Linked DNA regions of Homo sapiens: region 1 is linked to region 2. A link is a loop called in an ENCODE intact Hi-C map of the cell type or tissue named here. Cell type or tissue: stomach. All regions are shown on one strand. Links, peaks and the distances in the headings refer to the core of each region. The heading gives the core; the rest is flanking DNA.

Evidence for each region. A loop is a pair of places that touch in the nucleus more often than their neighbours do. Peaks named below come from ENCODE experiments on the same cell type or tissue, not always from the same donor. Only the 100,000 strongest peaks of a DNase experiment are listed, where the experiment ranks them.
Region 1: it touches region 2 in a loop (2.7-fold over the local background); 87 of 110 quality-filtered maps call a loop at or near these places.

What each region holds. Positions count from the first base shown.
Region 1 is chr1:204,248,278-204,260,078 of GRCh38, reverse strand. It overlaps PLEKHA6 (pleckstrin homology domain containing A6), which reads left to right. Exons shown (of 23, transcript NM_014935.5): 8 at 339-821; 9 at 2,210-2,726; 10 at 9,465-9,533; 11 at 10,815-10,895; 12 at 11,109-11,258. Among named protein-coding and RNA genes, the nearest start is that of GOLT1A, 40 kb to the right of the region's middle. RefSeq lists enhancers at 5,431-5,930, 5,931-6,432. In stomach, for the core only: a CTCF peak has its summit at 1,516 (motif pointing left); a DNase peak (open chromatin) is centred at 1,498.
Region 2 is chr1:204,358,435-204,370,235 of GRCh38, reverse strand. PLEKHA6 (pleckstrin homology domain containing A6) reads left to right here and starts at 10,307. Exons shown (of 23, transcript NM_014935.5): 1 at 10,307-10,542. LINC00628 (long intergenic non-protein coding RNA 628) reads left to right here and starts at 517. Exons shown (of 1, transcript NR_027022.1): 1 at 517-1,806. RefSeq lists enhancers at 6,878-7,431, 10,419-11,054, 11,170-11,801. In stomach, for the core only: CTCF peaks have their summits at 6,168 and 6,374 (motif pointing right); DNase peaks (open chromatin) are centred at 6,405 and 6,665; H3K4me3 peaks cover 1,026 bases; H3K27ac peaks cover 1,183 bases.

The sequences.
Region 1 (11,801 bases), core at 248-2,747, 110 kb after region 2:
ACTAGGTGAGGTTAGTCATGCCATAGCTTGAAGGCTGGGCTCAAAGCAGACTGACAGAGGGGAGTGGGGTGGAGAATGACCTGCAGAGAAGACGTGGGGGGCAGAGTTAACACAGCAGGTGTGGGCAGGGGCGGATTAGGTTGTATAATAATTTCCCAGGCTGGAGCGAGAAGGTGAAGGGGTGGGACTTAGGAAGCAGAACTGGAGTTCATAGAATCCTGGTTCCAGCCACCTCCCTGCCCATCCTTCCCCACTCCTCTTCTTCCCAGTCTGGCACCCCCTGCCCCACTCCATGCTGGGCTAGAGTCACTGACAGCATCTCCCTTGGCATCCTGCAGCCATGAGAAGCCAGACTCGGAGAACGTCCCACCCAGCAAGCACCACCAGCAGCCACCCCACAACAGCCTCCCTAAGCCTGAGCCAGAGGCCAAGACTCGAGGGGAGGGTGATGGCCGAGGCTGTGAGAAGGCAGAGAGAAGGCCTGAGAGGCCAGAAGTCAAGAAAGAGCCTCCGGTGAAAGCCAATGGCCTCCCAGCTGGACCGGAGCCAGCCTCAGAGCCGGGCAGCCCTTACCCCGAGGGCCCAAGAGTGCCAGGGGGTGGGGAACAGCCTGCCCAGCCCAATGGCTGGCAGTACCACTCCCCAAGCCGGCCAGGGAGCACAGCTTTCCCGTCTCAGGATGGAGAGACTGGGGGACACCGGCGGAGTTTCCCACCACGCACCAACCCTGACAAAATTGCCCAGCGCAAGAGCTCCATGAACCAGCTTCAGCAGTGGGTGAATCTGCGCCGGGGGGTACCCCCGCCTGAAGACCTTCGGAGGTGAGGCATGCCGGCGGCTGGGGTGGGGCTGATATGGTATTATGGCTAGAGCGTGCGAGTGGGGTCATAGCCCACGAGGCATCCCCTGTTGGAAACCTTCTGGAAGCAGGCTGAGTTGGGAAACCAAGCAAATCCCATGCTTCCTGGCTTGCCCAAATCCTGCCTGCCCCATGGCTCCACCATTAGAGTCTGGCTGCTGTCCCTGATTCTTGGTTTCTTTGTCTGCTTCCTTCAGAAGAAGGGACAGAGTGCCCCAGTGCCTCTCCACGGCGTGCTGGGGAGCCCAGAACACAGCAGGCTTTGGGAGGGGGCCTGAAGTTGTTATAGTCATACATCCATCCAAGCTATGGGCCCTCCTACAACATCCTCTCCCCAGTGCTCCACCCACTTGAGACTCACTAACTGCCAGACCAACTCATTCCATTTTTGAACAACTCTAATTGTTTTAAAGCCATGATTTATATGAAGTTAAAAAACAAAACAAAGTAGCTCATTGGTCCCAACATGGCCATCTATGACCATTTACGCCTTTATCCAATGACTGACTTTGAAATATCTGGGGACATTTATTGGGCCCAATGGTGTCCCTCAGGGCAAATGGGCTGCAGGCTCCTTCCCTGGGGATTTGGGCAGCTCCAGGGACTGCAGGCCACAGCTTCAGGAAGGCCATGGGGCCCGGGAGGAACCTGCCCTCTAGTGGCCTGAGCGGCTGCGCATTGCTGGTGGTCTGGTGCCTGGGAGCATCAGGCCTGCTCTGGGGAGAACCACTTGGGATGAGTCCCAAGAATCTACTGGTTCTGTCCCTGACAAGATCATACAGTCAGGAAGCTGGGCATGGTGGCTCACACCTGTGGTCCCAGCTACTACTCTACAGGTGGATGTGGGAGGATTGCTTGAGCCCAGGAGTTCAAGGCTGCAGTGAGCCTTGATGGCCCCACTGTATTCCAGGCTGGTGACAGAATGGACCTCATCTCTAAAATAATATAAAATAGATCAGGAAGCCGCCCTTTCTTTCATCCCTCCTACATTGCCCTCCTTCAGGTGCCTGGTAGACTTTCTTCTATTTGCCTCTCTCAGAAAAGATCTGATAAACTGGTTCATGCTGAGATGGAGATGGCTGATAAGGCTTCACGTTTCTTCCTAGGGATATGTCATTTTAAAGAGGCAAAGATTGAAGCTCTGAATGGTGCAGTGTCCAGCCTTGGGGAGTTGTTTGAGGAGGGGGGCTGTGAGGACAGGAGTCTTTCCCTCATCTCTGGAATAAACCTCAGCCCCTGTGTACCTATTCAAGCACCCTGCTCTAGGCTGGGGGACCTGGAGGTGGGGCTGGGGTGGGTGGAGGGGTGCCCGTGTTGTCTGCCTTCATTACAATGTCCCCTCTCTCTCAGTCCCTCTAGGTTCTATCCTGTGTCTCGCAGGGTCCCTGAGTACTATGGCCCCTACTCCTCCCAGTACCCCGATGATTATCAGTACTACCCGCCAGGAGTGCGGCCGGAGAGCATCTGTTCCATGCCGGCCTATGATCGGATCAGCCCGCCCTGGGCCCTGGAGGACAAGCGCCATGCCTTCCGCAATGGGGGTGGCCCTGCCTACCAGCTGCGAGAGTGGAAGGAGCCCGCCAGCTACGGGCGGCAGGATGCCACCGTCTGGATCCCAAGCCCCTCCCGGCAGCCAGTCTATTATGATGAGCTGGATGCCGCCTCTAGCTCCCTGCGCCGCCTGTCCCTGCAGCCCCGCTCCCACTCTGTGCCCCGCTCACCCAGCCAGGGCTCCTACAGCCGTGCCCGCATTTACTCCCCTGTCCGCTCACCCAGTGCCCGTTTTGAGCGGCTGCCACCTCGCAGTGAGGACATCTATGCTGACCCTGCTGCCTATGTGATGAGGCGATCCATCAGCTCCCCCAAGGTGAGCCACCAGCCTGCCCTTCCTTCCTCATCCCCTGAGGTCCCCAGAAGCCTAAGACCATCTACTGAGAAAAGGCAGAGATGTGGGAGCATCTGTGCCACGGGGCCACTGGGCCGTTTGTCTGCAGGACCAGCAGTGCTGCCCAGCGGAGCCCCTGGCCTGTGGTTCTGTCTGTAGGAGAGCTGTCTTGGGGATGGCTTTGCCTCTTGAGTGGGGACATTGCTTTCTGTACATGCCCCCAAGTTGTGCCAGATACCATGCCGTCATATAAGAGGGCAGAGAGGGTTCTGTCTTTTCAAATCTTGAGGACCTGGACAGATCATTGCAAGGGGGGCTGCTGTCCATTTCAGTTTGGGATCTGCTCTGGGAACTGAACACAAATACCTCTAACCTTGAGCTTCAGCTGTTGGGGAACTCCGTGTCCCAGCCAGACCCCTCACCTCTGCGATCCCTTTCTCTTCCAGTATGATTACCTGGGAGACAGGCGGCCAGTCCCTGCAGGACTGTTCCCCTACAACTACCCACCATCCCCCACGGTCCACGATAAGATGGTACGTCCTTTCTCCCCTCCACCTGTCTCAGGGCCTCCCCGCACCGTGCTCCACTCAGGGTGGAGCTAAACTGGGGCGGACTCCAGGGACGCTCTGTGCCTAGTGCCTGGCCTGGCTGGTTTTTAGCAGCCTCTGGATACCTCCTCCCTCCCAGCCAGGACTCTAGCCCCAGTATCAAGTTTGGTGCCAATAACCCCTTCTCCTCTGTGACACAGCCCGTGGAGGAGGGATGAGATCTGGGAGCATGTAATATCCTGGTCCCTCTCCTCTCCAGCATGCAGGAGAAGGGGCCTAGGCAGGAAAAATCAGGCCAGAGCTCCTAACAAGAAGCAAGATCTTCTAAACTTTTTTCCCCTGAAGCATAGTTATTTCATGTTTGTCCTTTGCCTGGAATGCCACTTTTGGGGAGAGATACAAGCGATATGATTGAGGAAGAAAAAATTTTCCGAATTGCATCTCCTCCTTTTTCTCTGCCTCTTTCTACTCGTGTCTCTCCCTGGAATTTGTTCTCCTGAGAACTTTTGCCACCACCTAGAGACCTAGATAAGATGCTCCACTTGGGAGGGTTGGGGAGGACCACTGGGACCAACAGGCAGAATCCTTTTCCAGAAAGCCTGTTGCTGACTCATTTCCATAACAGTACCAGGAGGCCAGAGTGGAGGAGGGCTGGGCAGGCTGGAGGCTAGGCGGCTGCTCCTTCCCCTCTCTGTCTGATTCTCACTCTGCCAGTGTCCACAGCATATAAGCTTTGCCCACAGCAAACACACGCACCCAGAAACAACCGATTTTTCCAGAAAACTCAGAAACAGCTGCTAACAAGTGCTGCCTAAATTGCTCTGATGACACTCACCTCTCCCAGGGAGGCCTAGGCAGACCTAGGAGAGATGGCACTGGGGTCTGCGTGTGCCCCTCCTCTCCTGGAGTGTCCAGTAGAGAACTACTTTGCCTGCCCACATCCTCAACCCCTCCCTTCCTGAGAACTCCTCAAGGGCAGAGGGAGAAGCCTCTCCTTGTCCTTGTCGCTAACTCTTAACTGCTTTGCTTCTTTTTTTATTGTTTTCTTTTGTGTGTTCCTGTTTGTTTGTGTTGCTGTTTGGCCTCTGGGCCTCGGGCTCCGGGTAGGATGAACTTTTAGATCTTCAGTTGCAAAGAAACCTAGAGTATTTGGATCAGCAGGTAGGCAGAGCTGGTGCCCCCCTTATCATCCCACTGCCTTCCTGTCGCATCTCTCCACTCCTCCCCACCTCCTCATCTTCCAGCCATTTGACAACCTTTGTTGGTGCAAGCAGGACACAACAAAGTGGCTTATGTTTTGGTTTGCGCCTACACACCCCTTCTCTTCAAAGCCCTTTAGGACAGCTGGGAGTTTCCTGGGGAAAGAAGCATAATAAGTAGGCACATGAATAATTAATGCCACCTCTTATTTCTCCAGTGCTCAGCTCAGATGGAACTGCCCCCAGGGGGCAGGTGGGAATTTGCATTTTTTCTGGCGAGAGGAGGGAGTCGCAGAGTCGAGGGAGCTCTAGGCTGGGCCTAAAATGCTAGGGATTTAGTTCAGCCTGAATCTGGGAAATCATCTTATCATATTTTACAGGTTGTTGTTAAACTCCATAATTGGTAAACTGAGGCCTGCAGACCCTCCCTAGGATGATTTTTAAAGTAATATTCACTCAGTGTATTCATTAGTTCCTCCAAAAGCCCTTTTGCATAAACAGCTCGTGCATTCCTGAGAATTCAGTGCAAACAGAGGGAGTATTATCAACCCAGTTTTACAGGTGAGCAAGCTGAAGAGGCAGTGAATGTTCCATGAGCTGCAAGCAGTGGCTGCCTGGTCTCTGCTCCGGGGTTCTAACCCTTTCTTGTCTTTTAAGCTAAGGGAGCTGTGAGACTGAGTTTAGACAGGCTGGGGGTCAATATGCTGGGTATTTATATAAGCACATACTCTTAAGTTTAGATCTGTGCTACAAACCACGACCTAGAAGTACACAACACTGTCCTGTGGAGGCAGCCTGGAGGGGTGGAAATAATAATAATAATAACAACAGCTACAATAATTGGATGCCTCCTCCATGCCCCATACTATTCTAAGCATTTTTCAGATCTTAACTCATTTAATCTTCACTATAACCCTGTAAGATGGATGCTATTATTACCCCCATTTTACAGCTGAGGAAACTAAAGCACAGAGAGGTTGAATAACATGCCAAGAACACACAGCCAGTGAACAGCCGAGCTTGGACAGTGACTCCAAGCTTCTGACCCAGTTTACAGCTGAGGAAACATCTAATGTGTGACAAAGCTGCTGTCAAACCTCATTAGGATGAGTTCATGCTCTTAAAGTTACAGAAAAAAAAAATTTTAAATGAGATGCTATAGCTGCAACTGTTGGTTCTTCTAGTCACAAGCCATGTGACCCATCTCACCAGGGCTTCATGTCGGTGTCGCAATTCGATTTTGTAATAGGCCTCAGGCACTAGGAAGCACCAATGTCCACAGTTCAATAAACAGGGATGGCTCCTGGCCCTGGAGGCCGTGGCATTCCAGCTCCAGAAGCAGCTCATTGTGTCCACACCATGAGCATTCTGGGCCATGTGGGAACAGATCCCAGGATTCCAACTCTGAGCAGGGCCGGGAGGTCCAGGATCCTGCTGATGGGAAACAAGATCCAAAGTGCCTTGCAGGGGTGAGGAGCAGGGCTCATGGCCCACCCACCTCCGGATTCCTGAGCAAGCTATCCTCCCTGTCACCCATGTGATTGGCTTTCTACTCCATCCACAATGCCCAGCTGTCCAAGCATTCAGTGCAGACAGCAGGGTCCCTTCCTGCGGGCTTTTGCCCTCACAGAGGGGCTGGTCCATTAGGCTAGGGGCTTCAGAACTAGCCTTCCAGAAGACTCCCTCATGGATAAAGGGTATTATTCCTTTTTGTTTGTTTGTTTGTTTTTGTTTTTGTTTTTTTTTTTTTTTTTGAGACAAGATCTCACTCTGTTGCCTAGGCTAGAGTATAGTGGCACAAACCTAGCTCACTGCAACCTCCACCTCCCAGGCTGAAGTGATCCTCCCACCTCAGCCTCCTGAGCAGCTAGGACTACAGACAGGTGTGCAGCCACCACACCTGGCTAATTAAAAAATTTTTTTTTGTAGAGATGGGTGTCCCACTGTACTGGCCAGGCTGGTCTCAAACTCCCAGCCTCAAGTGATCCTCTCACCTCTGCCTCTCAAAGTGCTAGGGTTATAGGCATGAGCCACTGTAGCTGGCCAAGTGTAGTACTCTTTTTTTTGAGAAGGAGTCTCGCCCTTTCACCCAGGCTGGAGTGCAGTGGCGCGATCTCGGCTCACTGTAGGCTTCGCCCCCAGGGTTCACGTAGGTAGTACTCTTAAAAGGCAGTCTTGTATGATGAGAAGAGTCCAGGACATAGTCAGACACTGCTGCTCTAGTTCTAGCTCTGCCATTTACAAGGAAGTTTGTTTTTTTTTTAATCTTGGAAATGTCACTTAGTTTCTCTGGGTCTTTGTTTTCTCAATCATAAAATGGGCATTGTAGAATCTGCCCTTTCCTTTCAACCTCACAGATGTATTGGGAGAATCAAGCAGGGGTGCATATGTGAGCTCTTTGTCAGGCATCGCAAGGAGTGACAGTCACCACTTGCTGCTGTTATTATTTTGTTTTTCCCAAACTCAAAAATATCAATGAGCACTCCTTACCATGTGTGAGGCACTGGGTTAGGTAGTTTCTTACAAAATCTAACATTTTGAAGAGACAGAAGGTAGCACACAAGAATCCTCCTAGAGGTAAGACCCACCTGTGCTGAAAGATCCCCAAAGCCGCAGCACAGGCGGGAGCAGGCCAGGATGAGAACACTCCTGCTCGCTTCCTCTACTGCTCTGGATCTGCGTGTTGGGGAAGGAATGAGATACCTACAGGTTACTGTGCATGGATGGCTCCTGGCCCTCAAGGCCCTTGCATTACAGGGCTAAAGAGGTAGAAAAATCAGTTCCTAGGAAAGCCTTTTGAAATGCTGCAGACCCTGCAAATGGGATGGTGGGTGCCCTTGCCCTGCCTACAACATGTAGAAGCAAGGCTGTATGTGGGCCGCTGCCTAAAAGGGGTAAGAGGAAGAAAGGACAGTGTGGGTGCAACTGAGATTGGAGAGATGACGGAAAAATCACAGGGGACCCTCTGAACAGAAACCCCAGATAATCTTCCCTAATGTGGCTCTTTCCTCCCTTTCTCATTCACTTTCCCTTCCAGAAAGCTTTCCCTGCACAACCCCCTCTGTCTTCTGCTGCCTTCCCCTGTAGAACAATGGAGTTAAAGGGACACAGCCAAAGACATTCCCTGATATCTTCACTTTTTGGTCCTTTCCCATTGGAACCAGTGGGGGAAATGATGGCATTTCTGGTTGATTGGTTGGCCTGCCCTTTCTCCCACCCCTCCTTTCCCTTCCTCTTCCTCCTCATCCCATCCCTTCTTCCATTTCTCTCTTTTTAAATTGGCAAATAGTCTTTCCACCTCCATGTTCCTAAGGATTCTTGAAATAGAAAGAATGTGTTGGAAAGCCTGGTGTCCCTTTAATGTGGCTTGCTTGTTTTGGCCTCCTTGTTTGCTCCCTAGCGTCATCCGAGATCCTCATGGATGCTGCCAGCCCAGCTCTGGAAACCGTGTTTAGCACTTTCTGCACTAGAGCCGAGGGTGGGGAGGGGCAGGGGCAGGGAGAGGGGGCAGGCCTCTGTATCTGTGGCGGCCCATCCAAAGAGCAGGTCCTAGATTTTCTTTTTTGGTTGTTTCACTTAGTTCAACTTTGGGGAGATCAGTCTTCCAACTGCCTCTATGGTCTTTGTCAAAAGTGGTGTGAGAAATGAGATCAGGGCAGGGAGATGACAACCGTGGCCAGTGCGGATGGGACAACAGCCAGGCACCCTGGGGAAGAGTCACCAGGCCCCAGCCTCTGCAGTGCCTCCAGCAAGGTCCCAGTGGCCTCCCGGCCCCTTCTGTGGCCTTTCTGCAAGGACAGCTTCAGTGCTGGTCCTGAAACAGAGGTCACTAGGGGTGAGCAAGGAGTGAGGGCAAGCTCAGGGTGCTGGGGGAGCTGCCCTCCCCTGTTTCCTGGGAAACAAGCACAGGTGGGTGAAGGGGAGATACCTACATGTAGGTCGGAGTGTGAATAGTCCGTTCCTTCCTCTGCTGCAGATGAGTGAGAGCGAGACTCTCATCAGTATGGTGAACCGCATGGTGGAAAACTCCTCCCCCAGGTCCCAACTCTTCATGCAAGTAAGACCTCTGCCTGGCAGCATGGTCCCTGCCAATGCCATTTCAGCTGCTTGTGCATGGTCGAGTTGCCCATCTAGGATGAGGCTCACGCCACCCAACCCGCTCATCTGCCTGGAGACAGGCTTGGCCTGGTCTTCCTTCCTTAATTCCACTATGTCACCTCCATTCTTCACTTTCATGGGTAAACCCAAGGCCCATTTCCCAAACCATCAAAATAGCCAGCACCAACATCTCATGCCATGCTGGGGATCGCAACTCTGCTCTTGAATGTTCTGATTTCGATTTCATATTTGTAACATCTTGACAGACGTCACTGGGGTTAAAGGCATGAGGGGTGTAATGGAACCATCTAATGTCAAAGGTGTATAGAATGTGCTGTGGTCACCAGATGTGGCGTCCAGGCTAGGCAGCATTTACTGGATCCGGAGACGCTTCTGAATTCTTGCCAATTTTTGTTTAGACACAAGCCCAGGTGTTCAGTCTACTAGGGCAATAGTTTTCAACTGTTCCCAATGCTCATTCCGACCATTCCCCTATGTCTTAACCCCACAGACAGCCATGGAGTTCACTGATGTTCTCATGGTGGTTACCAACAAGCCACTGGGAGCTGCACACCCTGCAGTCGCTCTTAGCAGCTGACCCTAGTGCTTGGGGGAGAGGAAATACAGAGCATGACTCAAGCAGAGTTCTGATCTCTCCGGAGTCAGCCTAGGACAACTGGGATGGGGTTAGGCCGGGCCATCCCAGGCTTCCAGCCAGGGGATGTGGAATGAGCTCAGGTCCCTGGAACAGAAGCTACCAGAGGTGACGGACCATGGTCTCTGGCAGGAGCACAGCGGGATTGTGATGTTAGCTTCCTATCCCTGCATACCCTCATCCTGCCCCTGCTGCAGTAACCGGCCTCATGTTCCTGCAGGTCCCTCCATACCCAGAAGTGTTCCGGGACAGCCTCCACACCTACAAGTTAAACGAGCAAGACACAGATGTAAGAGCAGCGCCCCCTGCTCCCTCCCTCCACTCCAGCCTCCTGCTGCTGTCCTCTGCGGGGGGCTGTCTCTCCATCCATCTCTCTTCCTCTGCGGGGGCTGTCTCTCCATCTATCTCTCTCCTTCTGGTGGCTTTTCATACCTTTGATTCATGTCTTCTCTCACCACAACAAGATTCTGCCTACCTCCTCCTCATCCCCCTTCTTTTCTGATCTACCACCCACTCACCCTTCCCTCCCATGCTGGCTGTATCCATTTCTCCACTGAGCGCTGGGCCGTTTTGCCTACGGCAGTGAGATCTGCTTGTAACATGAATGCAGACTTTGTTGGGAGATAGATCAGTCAGTCTATTCTGTGCCCAGCATGGCATTAGTCCCTACAGGTAACTAGAAAGGAGAATACGGCTATGCCCCTGGCTTCAGGGAGCTTCAGGGTAGTGGGAAGTGCCAGGTAGCAGCAGGAGGTGGCAACACGGTATTCATGTAGTGAAGGGGAGCCATAATAGGTTCTGCCAGGTGCAGGGAAGTGAGGCCGTGTGGGCTGAAGGTCAGGGACAAAACAAGCAGCATGTGAGTTAGGCCTTGAAGTTAAAAGGCCCAGAGGGTAAAATCTGGCTCAGTGGAAAGGAGCAAAGCAGGTATTTGAGGAATGGCATGAATAAAGGTGCGGACTAGGAAAGCATGAGCCCTCTTTCTGGCCTCACCTGTCTGCTCCCCATCACCACTGGCCCTGCTTGGGTAGTGGATCTGCCCAGTGAGACTGGGAGAGGATCCTTCCTGACAGGACTAGACCTCAGAGGGAGGATCAGCCATCCTGAGACTTTGAAGGGAGGAGGGAAGAACAGGATCTTGAGAGAGAAGGGAGAAGGTTCTGTGGGATTGAGGGACAGTTTCTATTGCTCACTGCTTTTCTAAGACTGCTTGTTCTGACACCCGGCCCACCTCTTCAGTCCAGCCTAAGAGGTGAGGTCATATCATCTCCTCAGTCCTTTGTGAATTGCAACCCTTGGAAGGATGGGGGTGCCAGAGTTTAACACTTGCCTCTCAGCCCTCTTAACCCAACTCACTTCCTCAGAGAGTAAGCATACCTCACCTCCCAAGATGAAGACCCATCTTCTTGTTCTCAGGAGCCACCAAGGGCAAGGTGAAGGCCCAGGGTTCCTCAGCAGGAGAAAGGAGGGGGGTATCCAGAGGCCAGGCCTATAACTCCCAGGTCCCCATCAAACTATGTCCTTCATCCCCTTCTTTCTCCCTCTCCTTCTCCACTCTCTGGGTCCCTAGAAGCTGCTGGGAAAATTGTGTGAGCAGAACAAGGTGGTGAGGGAGCAGGACCGGCTGGTGCAGCAGCTCCGAGCTGAGAAGGTGAGAAGCTGGGGGTGGCTTTAAGCTGGGGCAGATGGGCGAGGCTGGCTTGGAGAAGGTTGTGGGCTGCTGTCTCCAACCTGACTGAGATGACAAAGCAAGGACAGCTTCCACTCAGCTGCCTGTTGAACCTCTAAGGGCTCAGGCCTCTGCTGTTCAATCCCAGAGAGGAGCTGTCAGGGCTGCTCATGTCATTCCCCTGCCTTTCTTCAGGAGAGCCTGGAAAGTGCCTTGATGGGGACCCACCAGGAGCTGGAGATGTTTGGAAGCCAGCCCGCCTACCCAGAAAAGCTGCGACACAAAAAGGATTCACTGCAGAACCAGCTCATCAACATCCGCGTGGAGCTGTCTCAGGCGACCACGGTAACCCAGGGAGCGGGGTTCGTGCACCCCACCTCATCAGCACTAGGCAGCAGGGCCACCACCTCCCAGCTTGTGCTGTCCTAGTCCAGTTTTCCTCAGAGGACAAGAGCTGAGTACTCCCGTGCAGAGGGGCATAAACAAAGACCTCAATATTGCCCTGCAAATAAATAGCAAGTCAGCCAGTCTGCTCATTCCAGTCTCCACCGAGGAAATGAGCTTATTTCCCACAAACTATACCTGTACCTGGATTTCTTTGGGACAGCATGAAGTTGTGAGTTACTTATTTCCTTGGCTGTGCTAACACCTCTGCTGCCCACTTCTGTCTTCTCCCTCGGAGAAGCAAAGCACTGGCAAAAAGGCTGCTGCCAGCTGGCCTCAGTGGCTCACGCCTATAATCCCAGCACTTTGGGAGGCCAAGGCGGGTGGATCACCTGAGGGTGGGAGTTTGAGACCAGCCTGACCTACATGGAGAAACCCTGTCTCTACTAAAAATACAAAATTAGCCGGTTGTGGTGGCACACACCTGTAGTCCCAGATAGGAGG
Region 2 (11,801 bases), core at 4,668-7,167:
GAGACTTCAGGGATCATGGAGTTCGACTCTTCATTTTATGGTAGAAACATTGAAGAACAGAGAGGAAGTACCTGGCTCAAGGCCATTTGACTAATAAGCAAAGTGGTGTCATGGTTAAAGGCATACATTTTGGAGGCAGAGAGATCTGAGCTCAATCTTGGTTCTATTGCTTCCAGTGTGCTCTTGCACTAGGGGTTTAATTCTTCCTGGACTTAGCTTCTTCATCTTTATAATGGGGAGAGGATTATGAACCTCAAAAAAGTAGTAGCATTACATCAGAGAGGTGGCTCCCAAAATGGAGGTGGCTGCTGCTGTTATTGTCACCATTGTATTTCCAACTTGCAGCGAGGCCTCCTGACTCTAAGGCCAGGGCTGTTTTCTTCTACCAGGTTGATGGTGGTGTCACCTTCAGTGTTTCAGCTGTTTACAGGTTGAGTCCTTCCACCTCATTATCATCCTAGGTAGGAGTGGAAGATGAATACCAGCCTGTGAGCCAATGCTTTCATTTTTGGCTGCAGCCAACTGGTTGTCTAAGGCTGGGAAGGGGTTAAGATGCCCCCGGAGCTTGCCGCGAGGGCAGCTGCCTCAGCGGGCACTCCGCCTGGATGGGAATATAAGCACTCTTGGTGTTGCCCAGGCAGAGAGGGCAGTGTGGAGGGAAGTTGCTAGAAAAAGGCAGGGGACATAATCCATACTGGCCTCTTTCCCAGGCACATCACAGTGGCAGAATTATTTATGATTCTGACCCAATGGGGATCCCTCTACTTGGGGAGACTGCCAACCCACGCCCTCCTGAATGGCAACGTCCTCCCACAGAGACAGAGGGGAACAAGTAGCATTTATGGAGCGGCACAGAGGAAAGAGTGTGGGCTTTGGAGACAGCACAGCAGCACTCACATCCCGGCCCAGACACTTCCTGTGTGACCTTGAGCCAGTTGATGAACCTGTCTGGGCCTCTGTTTCCTCATCTGTTATCGGCGAAAATGTTTCGGAGGACACCTATTGTATAATGTTGCTATGCAGATTAAATGCACTAGCAGAGGCAAAGTGCATAGCTTAGAGGAAGGAAGTACTCGCTAAGTGGTAGCTGGTGTGATAGGTGGGCCAAGTCCTGGCAGGAGCTGGGCTTGCTGGCTGCCCTGTTTTGCTGAAACAGCAGCATCACCATCAGCAGCAACTGTGGAAATATAGACCCTTGATAAATACAGGTGAATAAAATGAATGATTAGAAACTGGACCTGCCACTCTGCAGAACCCAGGCACTGCTCCCCAGCAGCTGGTGCCTCAAAGCAGCTGCTAACATGGCAGGAGACAGTCAGACCAGCAGTGAATAGCTATGCTTCGTAAGACTTCATACACAAGGCAGGCGTGTGGACTGACCAGAAAGGTGGCAGTCACTGTCCATCAAGAGAATCCCCACCTGTTTTCCAATATGTCAGCCAGGAGGCTCGCACTCCCAAAAGGAATGTTCTCAGCCAGCTCCCTGACTGTCCCCACCTCTGACAGTGGACTCTCTTGGGTCTCTCAAAAGGCTCCTCCTCCTCAGCCATGGGGTGAAGGAATCCTGTTTGCCGGGGAGGCGGGATGCTGCCCAGGGTGGCTGTTTTGGGAGAGCGAGCAGGATGAGATAGTGCCTATGAGTGATCTTTGGAGATGGAGGTGCTATGGCCACCTGTGGGGACTGCCTGGGTGCCTCCTGGCCACTGTCAACTTCCTTGCTCACACTGAGATTCTGTGATTCTCCTCTGAGCATTTCCATGGATAATTTTTTTTTTTCAGAGACACTATTAAAGATTTTAAAAATTGCAAGTCTCTTCATTTTCCTGGGGCTGATTTCCTAGGTCCTTGGTTTCCTGTCCAGAAAGAGCACAGCCTGATGGCCATAACGCTGGCCTGGTATTTGGAGACTTGAGTCTTACTCGGATCTTAGGTGTTAATGATCTGTGATGAGTTCCTGGGGCAAGTGACCTGCCCTTCTGGTTAGATGATCCTGAGGACACTTCCAGGGGAACCATCTGTGTGTTCACTGTTGTATCCAGGGGCTGGCACAGGGCCTGGCGCATCGTAGATGCTCAGTAAAGATTTGTTGAATGAATAAGTGCATCCTGCCAGGCTATGATTCATTCGGTCACTTCACCGCTCATTGACGGAGGACATCCCGTCCACTCCCATATCTCTCATTATTTGCTGGGAATCTCACTGCTAGAAATCACGGACAAAAAAGGATGGAATGGTTGGTTTGAACTCGGCTGGCTTATATTTGGATTTTCCTGACTGTCCAGGCACCCATCCCTCCTAAGTGCAGGTGGGGTTTGTGGGAAGAGAGGAAGAGAGGTTGATCCCAGGGTATCTCATTCTGGTGATTTTGCTTCCTCACAGGTTTGCCCAAGGGCTGGGAAGTGGATTCCACCCAGGAAGGAGCTGTGTATTTCATCAAGTGAGTAAGACGCAGTTTCCTTTCTGATGTCGCTGTTGGTTCTACTTTCATCCTTGTCAGGAGGAGAGATGGTTAAAGTGTCTGGTTTTTCACTGAAGGCACTGCTGGGTCTGTGATTGGCTAGGAGGTGCCGAGGCTCCTGAGAGCTGAGATAGAGATGGGAACGTATGTATCAGTGCGTCTGTTTATGTTGGCCTGGGCAGTAACCAGTGTCAGTCCTGGTAAGTTTCCTGGGGTGGGGTGGGTGGAGTGTTGGGCTGGGCTGTACCGGTGGGAAGGAGATGGCTCAACAAAGTAGAGGAACGAGGCTGTTCTAGACACACAGGCAGAGGTTCAGAGGCAGGAGACGCAGCCGCGGGGCAGGATGTGGAGGCAGTGGGAAGGGAAGGTGTCCGTGGGGTGTACGAAGGAGGACATCAGACTGGTGGTGGCAAGGCCAGCTCCGGTCACTCTTGCTCTTGTGGATGGGGGCATCTGCGATTCTGGGGGTGGTTTGTGTGGGCGGAGATGCCCTATTTTCCTCCTAGGAGTTGGTCAGGCCCCTCTGTGGGCTGGGGAGCCCTTATTTCCTGCCGTGGCTAAAGGTGTGCCTTGGGAAGTTGCCCTGGACTTAATCTTGGAAGCAGAAGACAGAGCTCTTTGGGCTGGGGTGGTGCATGAGCTACCCAGTTGAACTCACTTCTCTCTGCCTTGGCCTGGGTCTCTCCATCTGGTTTCATTCGCAAGGGTGAGGCTCAGCGTGCCCAGGCCTGTGGGCCTCACCTTCTGGTCTGGCCTCAGATTCTGCAGGGATGGTGAAGCGCCTCTGCCCAGCCTCCTGGGGCAATGGCACCACCAGAGGGAGCCCCAGTCTAGCCAGGGCAGGGAGGACCCTTGTCTCATCCCCTTTCCGTCCCTCTCTGCTTTGAAATCCTCATCCATCTGTACTAGGAGGGGTTACGTTTCCAATCCCCCACCGCCAAGATCTGCCAGCACTTAGATCTGCCACCATCTACCACCTACATCAGCTTAGCCGCTAACCTATTTTTTCTTTTTTTTAAGATAGGGTCTCACTCTGTCACCCAGGCTGGAGTGCAGTGGTGCGATCTCAGTTCACTGCAATTTCCATCTCCGGGGTTCAAGAGATTCTCGTGCCTCTGCCTCCTGAGTAGCTGGGACTACAGGTGCCCACCACCATGCCTGGCTAATTTTTGTATTTTTGGTCAAGATGGGGTTTTGTCATGTTGGCCAGGCTGGTCTCGAACACCTGGCCTCCAGGGATCCATCCACCTTGGCCTCCCAAAGTGCTGGGATTACAGGCGTGAGCCACCATGCCTGGGCCTGTTAACCATATTCTTAAAGCGAAAGCAAATTTTTCTTTTCTTTCTTTTCTTCTTTTTCTTTTTCTTTTGTTCCTCCTCCTTCTCCTCCTCCTCTTTCTCCTCTTCTTCCTGCTCTTCCTCCTTCTTCGTCTTCCTTTCAAAGTATCTGTTCTGGAAATTATTCTAATATCACATGACAGTTATAGACTGAATTTTTCCTGTTTGGACCCAAATGCTTCTTGCTTCAGTTAAGAATTGTGAATTGTTTCTTCTTTTCTCCCTCTTGCAGATACCATCTTCATATTCCTTTTGGTACATGGCTCTAGAGATTGTTCACTAAACACTTTCACATGTATTACGGCATCTCACCAGTCCCTAGAAACGTACCTGTCCACCTCTCTGACCTCGTGTCCCATGACTGGCTGGCTGTGCTGCCATCTTTCCTTCCCACCATCATGTCAAACCCATTCCCACCTCAGAGCCTTGGCGCTTGCTGTTCCCCCTGCCTGGGAGCACTGTCCTCCCATTTCCACACACCTGGTTCCGACTTCTCGATTAGCCCATGTCACCTCCTCAGAGAGGCCATGCCTGACTGCTCTGCCTGAATTCCCCCACCCCTCCACACTCTTACTCTTACTTTTCTTCACAGCACCTGGCACTACCTGAAACACGTTTGTTTATGTATCTGTTTGGTTATGTATTTCTGGTCCCCCCACTGCTGTGTAAGTCCTGGGAGCAGATTCTGGCTATTGTGTTTTTCACTCCCTCCTAGAACCTTTCTGGTGCATGATAGCAATCCAGTATTTCCTGAAATGAATGCATGCATGATAAACATTGGGAGACAAACAACACAGGCATAATTGATTTCTGCTTCAGCTACCAGCCCAGAGCTTTCTTCTGAGCTCCCTCAATTCATTGTGTCCAGACTTGAAGTCATTGCTTCTCTGTGCCGGTTCCATCTTTTCTAGAAATACCAGCAAAGCAGAGCCCTCGGAGATACCCTCAACCTTTCCCGCTCTCATGCCTCCCCCATGGGTCCTGTCAATTCTCCTCCCAAATATCTCTCAACCCACCCACTTCTCGATATCTCCATAGCCATGGCCTGAGTTCAGGCCCACATGGACTCTCACTTCCATTATTGTAGAAGCTTTCCAACTGATCTTCCTGCCTCCAGGCCATAATGCTGCAAGAGTGCTTTCTTTCTAGAATTCAAATTTGGTCATATTATTCTCCATTAAAAACTTTGCATGTTACCCGTCACTTACAGGATAAAATCTAAATTCCCTATCTGGGCACGTAAAGGGCATCATAGTCTCGCTCCCGCCCCCCTTCCCAGCCTCACCTCCCACACTCCCCACCTGGCTCTTTAGCCCTCTCCTCTAGCCCTGCCAAATCACTTGTGGTTCCCTCAACATTCGCTTCCCTTTCATGCTTCCGGGGCTTTGTAGGTGCCAATCTCTCCTCATGTGGCTCATGCCCACCTGAGAACACTTGTTCTTCCTTCAAGCCCTGCCCATGATGTCACTTCTTCAGGGATGTGTCCGTGTATGGTAGTTATTTGCTTATACTTGTGTCATTTTCCACTAGATTAGTAACTCTCCAACTGGAGCGTGTATCACAATCACTGGAGGGTTTGTTGGAGCACAGATGGCTGGGCCCTACCCCTAGAGTTTCGGATTCAGAGGGTCTAGAATTTGCACTTCCAACACATTCTCAGGTTATGCTGCTGTGGCTGCTCTGGGGCCCACACTTCGAGAACCAGTAGCCTAGACTGAAAACTCATCAAGGGCAGGGGCAACACAGGGGGGTCGTAAAGTCCGGAGACACAGGCAATATTGTTTAATTATCAACCAGCCATGAATTCTGTGTTCACATACATTTCCAGACCTGGTGGTCATTCTGTATATCATAGCAGCAGCCGCCACTCTAGGAGCTAAGTGCTTTATGACATTATCTCATTTATTCCTCACCGCACCTTTATGAGGAGGTTCTATCATCCCGCTTTTAGCAAATAATGGGAAAACTGGTTCTTCGTATGTATTACTCAATGTCACAAAGCTTGTATTAATAGAAAGCAAGCGGGAAGGCGGCCTCATGTGTGCCTGATTTCACAGGCTTTGCTCTTAGCATGATGGCACGGCTGCTTCCCAGCATCCTTGGCACCTTGCTTGGACAAACGAAGTGCTCAGTAAGTTCTTGCTGAATGAGTGAGTGAATGAATGAACGACTGGCTCACCGTTCGTTCCTATTTTCACAGTTCCCACAAAGGTTTATGACATTTGGTTGGTGGATGAGTTAGAAACTCAAACGACTTCAGACATGGATTCCAAGTAATAATAAGAGCCAGACAACCGGAGGAGTTATTTTGTTTCTTTTAGTGTGGATGAGGGAGGGAAATTTCAATGAGCAAATATTGACATTTGCCCAGGAGCAGACAAATGTGTTAATTGTGTGTCAAAAAGCTCTTTCTTTCAGGGTATTTAGGAAGTGACTCTCATGGTATCCACAACAGACGTTTTGCTCGAGTGTGCGTGTGGTTTTGAAGGTGTCATTTACTGGGAAGAGTGGTGGGAGGAGGAGAGAACAAGCGAAAGGTTAAAACGTGGGAGAAACGCACTGCAAGCCTGTATGCACTTACCGCAAGAATCCACAAGAGGGCTCCAGAGCACACATGATGGCCCCACAAGGCTTTCAGGGGGTTTGCTCACAGCGTCTCCCCAGGCTGAAGGCGCCTTCTCGGAGGTGACAGGGCCACCTTTCCCATCCCCTGCCACCTCCCAGCCATAGTGGGTCTGGTAGCTGTCTTTCTGATGCTTAAAGATCTAGCTATGTAACACCCATTCCTGCCCAACAGGAAGTGTTCCCCCGCCCCCTTGTCTCCCTCCTCCGCGTTCCTGCGGAAGCCGCCGCCGGTGAAACTGGCCAGTTCTGTCCCCAAGGGTGCCTCTCTCCTTCCCCAAGGTTGACAGGGAGGGAGACGTGGCAGGACGCTTTCTGCAGAGCCACACCCCTGATAACCCGGTTCCCAAGCTGGGCCCCTGCGGCTCCTCCACCGAGGGAACCCCACCCAGCCGTTGGTCTTCCTTGTTCTGTTCTGGAAGCTTCCTCCAGGAAGGTGCGAGAATGTGCAGGCAGGCAGTCCACCCACGGCCCTGGCGCGCCTACGGGCTGCTCAGCGCTTCTTGAGGGGTTGCAGGGAGGCAGAGATCAGAAGCCCAGGTCTCTGCCCCGCGTGCTTCCAGGCTGGGCAGTGAGACCCCGGTGAGCCTCCAAGGCTGTGCTGGGTCTCTGGGATTCATCAGTACAGACCCCAACCCGAACTGCGAGACCCCGGAGGAGGGGCCCTGGGAGGGGCGGGGGAGCCACCAAAAGCAGTTCTGTTGTCTCCAGAAGGCAGACAGGACAGAGCACAGGAGTGCTGGGGCAGCAGTTCTGGTACAGTGACCCCACTAGCTCTAGGCTTAGAAAGGCAGATAACACCCCAGAACAGTAAAGAAGGAGGCGGCCGAGGAGAAAAGGTAGTGAATGTGCTGGGCTTCAAAGAAGCCCATTTGCAGGTGAGGAAAACAGGCTGGATAGTCAAGTAATTTGTTCAGTCAGTGAGTTACTCAGGGATGGAGCTGGGCTTCCAAGTCACACAGGTTATCGTTAGCCAGGCATGGTGGCTCACACCTGTAAGTCCCAGCAACTCAGTAGGCTGAGGCAGGAGGATTGCTTGAGCCTGGGAGATGGAGACCAATCTGGGCAACATAGCAAGACTCTGTCTGTAAAACAAACTAAAAAATTAGCTGCATGTGGTGGTGTGTACCTGCAGTACCAGCTACTTGGGAGGCTGAGGAGGGAGGATTGCTAAAGCCCAGGTAGAGGTGGAGGCTGCAGTGAGCTAGTTCATCCCACGGAGCTCCCTTTGCTGCCCCTAGTTGGCATGTTCTGCGAGGAAGAGAGACCCATGTGGATGCAGTTCCACTGAATGGGCAGTGAGCCAGTCAAGTTAGTGGCCACCAAGACTGTATGGTAGGGAGTGGGGATGGCACCAGAAAGGTGGGGAGGACCCGTGTGTTTGGAGACCATGAGTAGGTGCCTGGGAAGCTTGGACTTGATCCTCTGAGCAATGGGGACCAGTGATTGTAGAGCAGAGGAGAGACGGGATCGCAGAGGTGCTTTCTGTGGAATCCTCCCTCCCTCACGCCACCTCACGCCTTCCCCATTGGAGTTGTTTAGGTGAGGCTTGCTTCTCCTCTTCTGGGCTCGCAGAGCAAGAACTTAGATTTGGCAAAGGGAATTTATTATCTCTGGTCCATCCGCCTCACCTGTCCTTGCTGTAGCTCTAAGATCTTCATGCTACCACATCTCTTCCGCCTTGGTCCCCCAGCTAAAGGCATGCACCCCACACCGACCCTCCCTTTGGCTTCTCATGCCCCTGAAGCTACTCAGATCCCCCAGAAACATTCACATGTCTGGCTCAGGCTTCTCGAAGGATCCGTGGGACTCGTCTGCGGCCCTTGCCCTCTGCCTGCCAGAGAGGAAACCCGCCCAGCAGGCCCATCTGTTGGTCGCCTGCCTTTTCCAGCTGCCTGAGGATTGTGGGGGCTTGGGCTGGGGTCTCTGTCCCCCTCCCCGGCCTCCCTCTGGGATGCTGTAATCTCTTGCCTCCACTCCTTTCCTCCACTGGCTCCGCAGGGTCAGAGACCCCCAAGAGCCCCTCATCTTGGCTGACTGAAAGCAGACTCTCCCCCTGCCTGCACCTGGCAGCCTTGCCAAGTCCTGGAGAGCCAGGGCAGGTGAGTTGGGCTTGATCGGTCCTGCCTGGCACTGGGCCCTCATCCACAACTTGTCTGCCCCTTCAGCAGAGCAGCTTTCCTATAGCCAATGCAGGGCTGGCCTGACATCTCAGCTGGGCAGGGGAACAGTGGGAGGTGACCAAGAGTCCCCCTCCCCAAGAGTGCTGCTGAGCTGCGCCTGCTGCCCTAACCCCAGATTCCTGGCTCCAGCCTGGCCTGCCCTGGGGTGGGAAAGACAGTCCCTTCAGTAGCTCTCTAGGTCCCTGTCTTCCTCCAATGCTGTGGTGTGTGTGAGTGGGGTGTGGAGCCACAGCCTTCACACCAACCAGCCAGGTTCCTCCCAGGCCCTGGGAGGGAAGTCTGTGCTCCTGTTCCTTCCGTTGCACATTCCTTTACAGATAAGGGCTTCAGTTGGTAAAAATGATATATGTACTCAGATCACACTAAGAGAGACCCACTTGTATTGGAGTCAAGAGGCTTAATTTTTTGATCAAGTTGTTCTAATAATAAACAAAAAATGCAATCACCAGGTGAGTGGGGCCTTGCAGACACCCTTTCTCTAGCTCCTGCTTCTTGACATATTTCTCTATTCAGAAGTGACTCCAGAAGCTCATCTGGTTCAGTCCCCAGTTTCCAGGTTTAAGGGGCAGATGGGACTGAGACCAGCGAGCCTGCCTGGAGGTTGAGGTGGGAATCTTTTGGTTTTTTCCATCTTTCTGATCCTGTTTATGAAATCAGTGTTTTTATTACACTTGCCCATTGTCACAGAGAATCCGTGGATAGAGGAAAACTGAGAGAGATGTGGATAAAGGGAAACTGAGGCAGAAAGCAATCTTTGTCTAAGCAGAAACAGAGCTACGACCCTATTGTCTGAAGTCCTTCCTTCTGCCTCTGATCCTGAATAATACAGAACCCAGGTACCCCGTAGCTTGGCTAGCATCCTTGCTCAGGGTTATCAAGACCGATTTGGGCAGGAGCTAGAGAAAGGGTTTCTGCAAGGCCCCACTCACCTGATAATTGCATTTTTTGTTTATTATTAGAACAACTTGATTAAAAAATTAAGCCTCTCGACTCCAATACAAGTGGGTCTGTCTTAGTGTGATCTGAGTACCTATATCATTTTTACCAACTGAAGCCCTTATCTGTAAAGGAATGTGCAACGGAAGGAACAGGAGCACAGACTTCCCTCCCAGGGCCTGGGAGGAGCCTGGCTGGTTGGTGTGGGGGCAGTGGCTCCACAACCCACTCACACCCCACTCATCCTGGCATCTCATAGTGGCCCCCAACCCTCTCCAAATGTTATTTCTCTAAATTCACCATATTGGGGGGGGGGCGGGGGATGGGGAGGCCCCAGGGCCCCAGCCAAGCCCTCTTGACACCTAGAGACGTGCCCCTCTCTGGAGTAGACAGCCACAGAGGTGAAAGGTGATCACCAGGCTGGCTGGGTGAGGCCCCACACATGATTCTAAGACCCTGGGCAGTTTCTGGCTCCCTGCAGTCTCTTGTGGGGGACTCTAAAAATGCAGCTTACCCAGACGGTGGCCCTGCTCCCCTTTGGGGGGCAGCCTTCTCCTGGTGGTGGAAGGCCCAGGAGGCTGTGCTGAGCCACCCCATCCTCTCCCGGGCAGGCAGGCTGCGTGGATGGTTAGCAGCTTGTCGCTGGTGTGGATGGAGTTAAACCTTTTCGGGGACTATTTACTCCTGATCCTAAGTGACAGCTTGGGGAGGGAGAGTCACGTGGCCCTGAAATCCCCGGGGGAGCCGATGGAGCATGCCCAGCTGCCTCTGCCTGGGAAAGATGCTGGATCCTGCAGTAACCACAACAGCATCCTCTCCCTGCGCCAGGGACCTGCCAGCCGGAGAGATGACTGATTAGATCAGATTAGATCCGGAGCCCCGCTCTGCAGAAGGGGGCCCCAGGGGCGGGGGAGGAGGACCCCAGCTGGCCTGAGCTGGGGGGAGGGGTGCCTTGGGGCTCGCAGAGTTAGAGCTTTCCAGCGCGGGGATCACACCTCAGAAGCCGGTGAGTCTGTTTTCATGCATCACATAGATGAGGTGGGAGGAGGAAGGCTGGGCTCTGGTCAGGGCTGGCAGCTGCCTGTCTGCCGCGTGAGCCTGGGCTGCTTGCACTGCGGAGCACTGGCTTCCCCATCTCTCATCCTTGGCAGCCTTACTTGGGGATCATGGATGCTGAGAATGCTAATTATAGCCCTCCCTGTGCCCCCACCCCCACCTCCAGAGTCCCCTGTCAGGGCTGATGCTGTTTAAATTGATTACATTTGAATTGCATCTCCTGGATGAAGGCAGCGTTGGGGCTGGCAGCTTCCTAGGGTCCAGCAGGGGTCCCCCACGCAAGCTAGCACAGAGAGGCCAGCCCACCCTCCCTTTAATCTTGCCAGCAGGAAGGAGAGAGGGAGGGGGTCCAGGGTCAGGCTCAGGTCAGCCCCAGGGACTCACCTTCCTCAGCGTGGGGAGGGGTCAGGGTGTGTATCATTCTTATGAGTCAGAGGTTGGGTCGAAGGGTGACAGAGGCTCTTGGATTCCAATTCCTAGGACGCATCTGAGCTCTGGGGGTCTCAGATTTAGTGGGGAGCTCTTGAAGGAGCTGGAGCCTGGTATGTGGTAGAGGAGGGCAGGGAATGAGGGGATGGCATTTATAATGATGGGACCAGGCTGCAGCCAGCTAAGAGCCTCGAGGTATTGTGTGAGGAGTCTGAGGAAAGGAGGACAGTTGGGGGACTGGCCAGAGAAGGGTAAGGAGGGCTACAGTGGAAGGGGAGGGAAGCGGGGCGAGACAGGAAAGTGGCGGGGGTGGGGGAGAAGGGAGAAGAAGGGAGAAGAGGCTCCTGGGAAATGCTCTTTGAGACAACAGGCCAGCCAGGGCAGGGAAGGGGGCTGTGGAGCCTGGGAGAGCAGAGATGGAGAACCGGGATAGAGGGAGAGCCATCCCCGGGGCACAGGGGTGGGGAGGGAGAGCTGCAGGAGGGTGGAAGGTGGTGGGGAGGAGGCTGGAGCTCAGAGCTGGTGTCAGAGGAGGTTGCAGCCTTCAGGGATTGGAGGCTCTTCCCAAAGCCCTGTAGACCCTTTACCCTCAATCTGATCACTTGAGTGGTGCACTCTGCTGAGGGTCTCCTGCATGGTGGGGCAGGGTCCTGGCTGGCAGGTATCTGCCTGAGCCCACTGTCTGGGCAGGTGCGGGGGCACTGCGGGCACTTGCCCTACAAATCTCCCAAATCCTGTTTTCCAGGCCACCCTGGAAGAGTATGAAACTGAGGAGGGCTC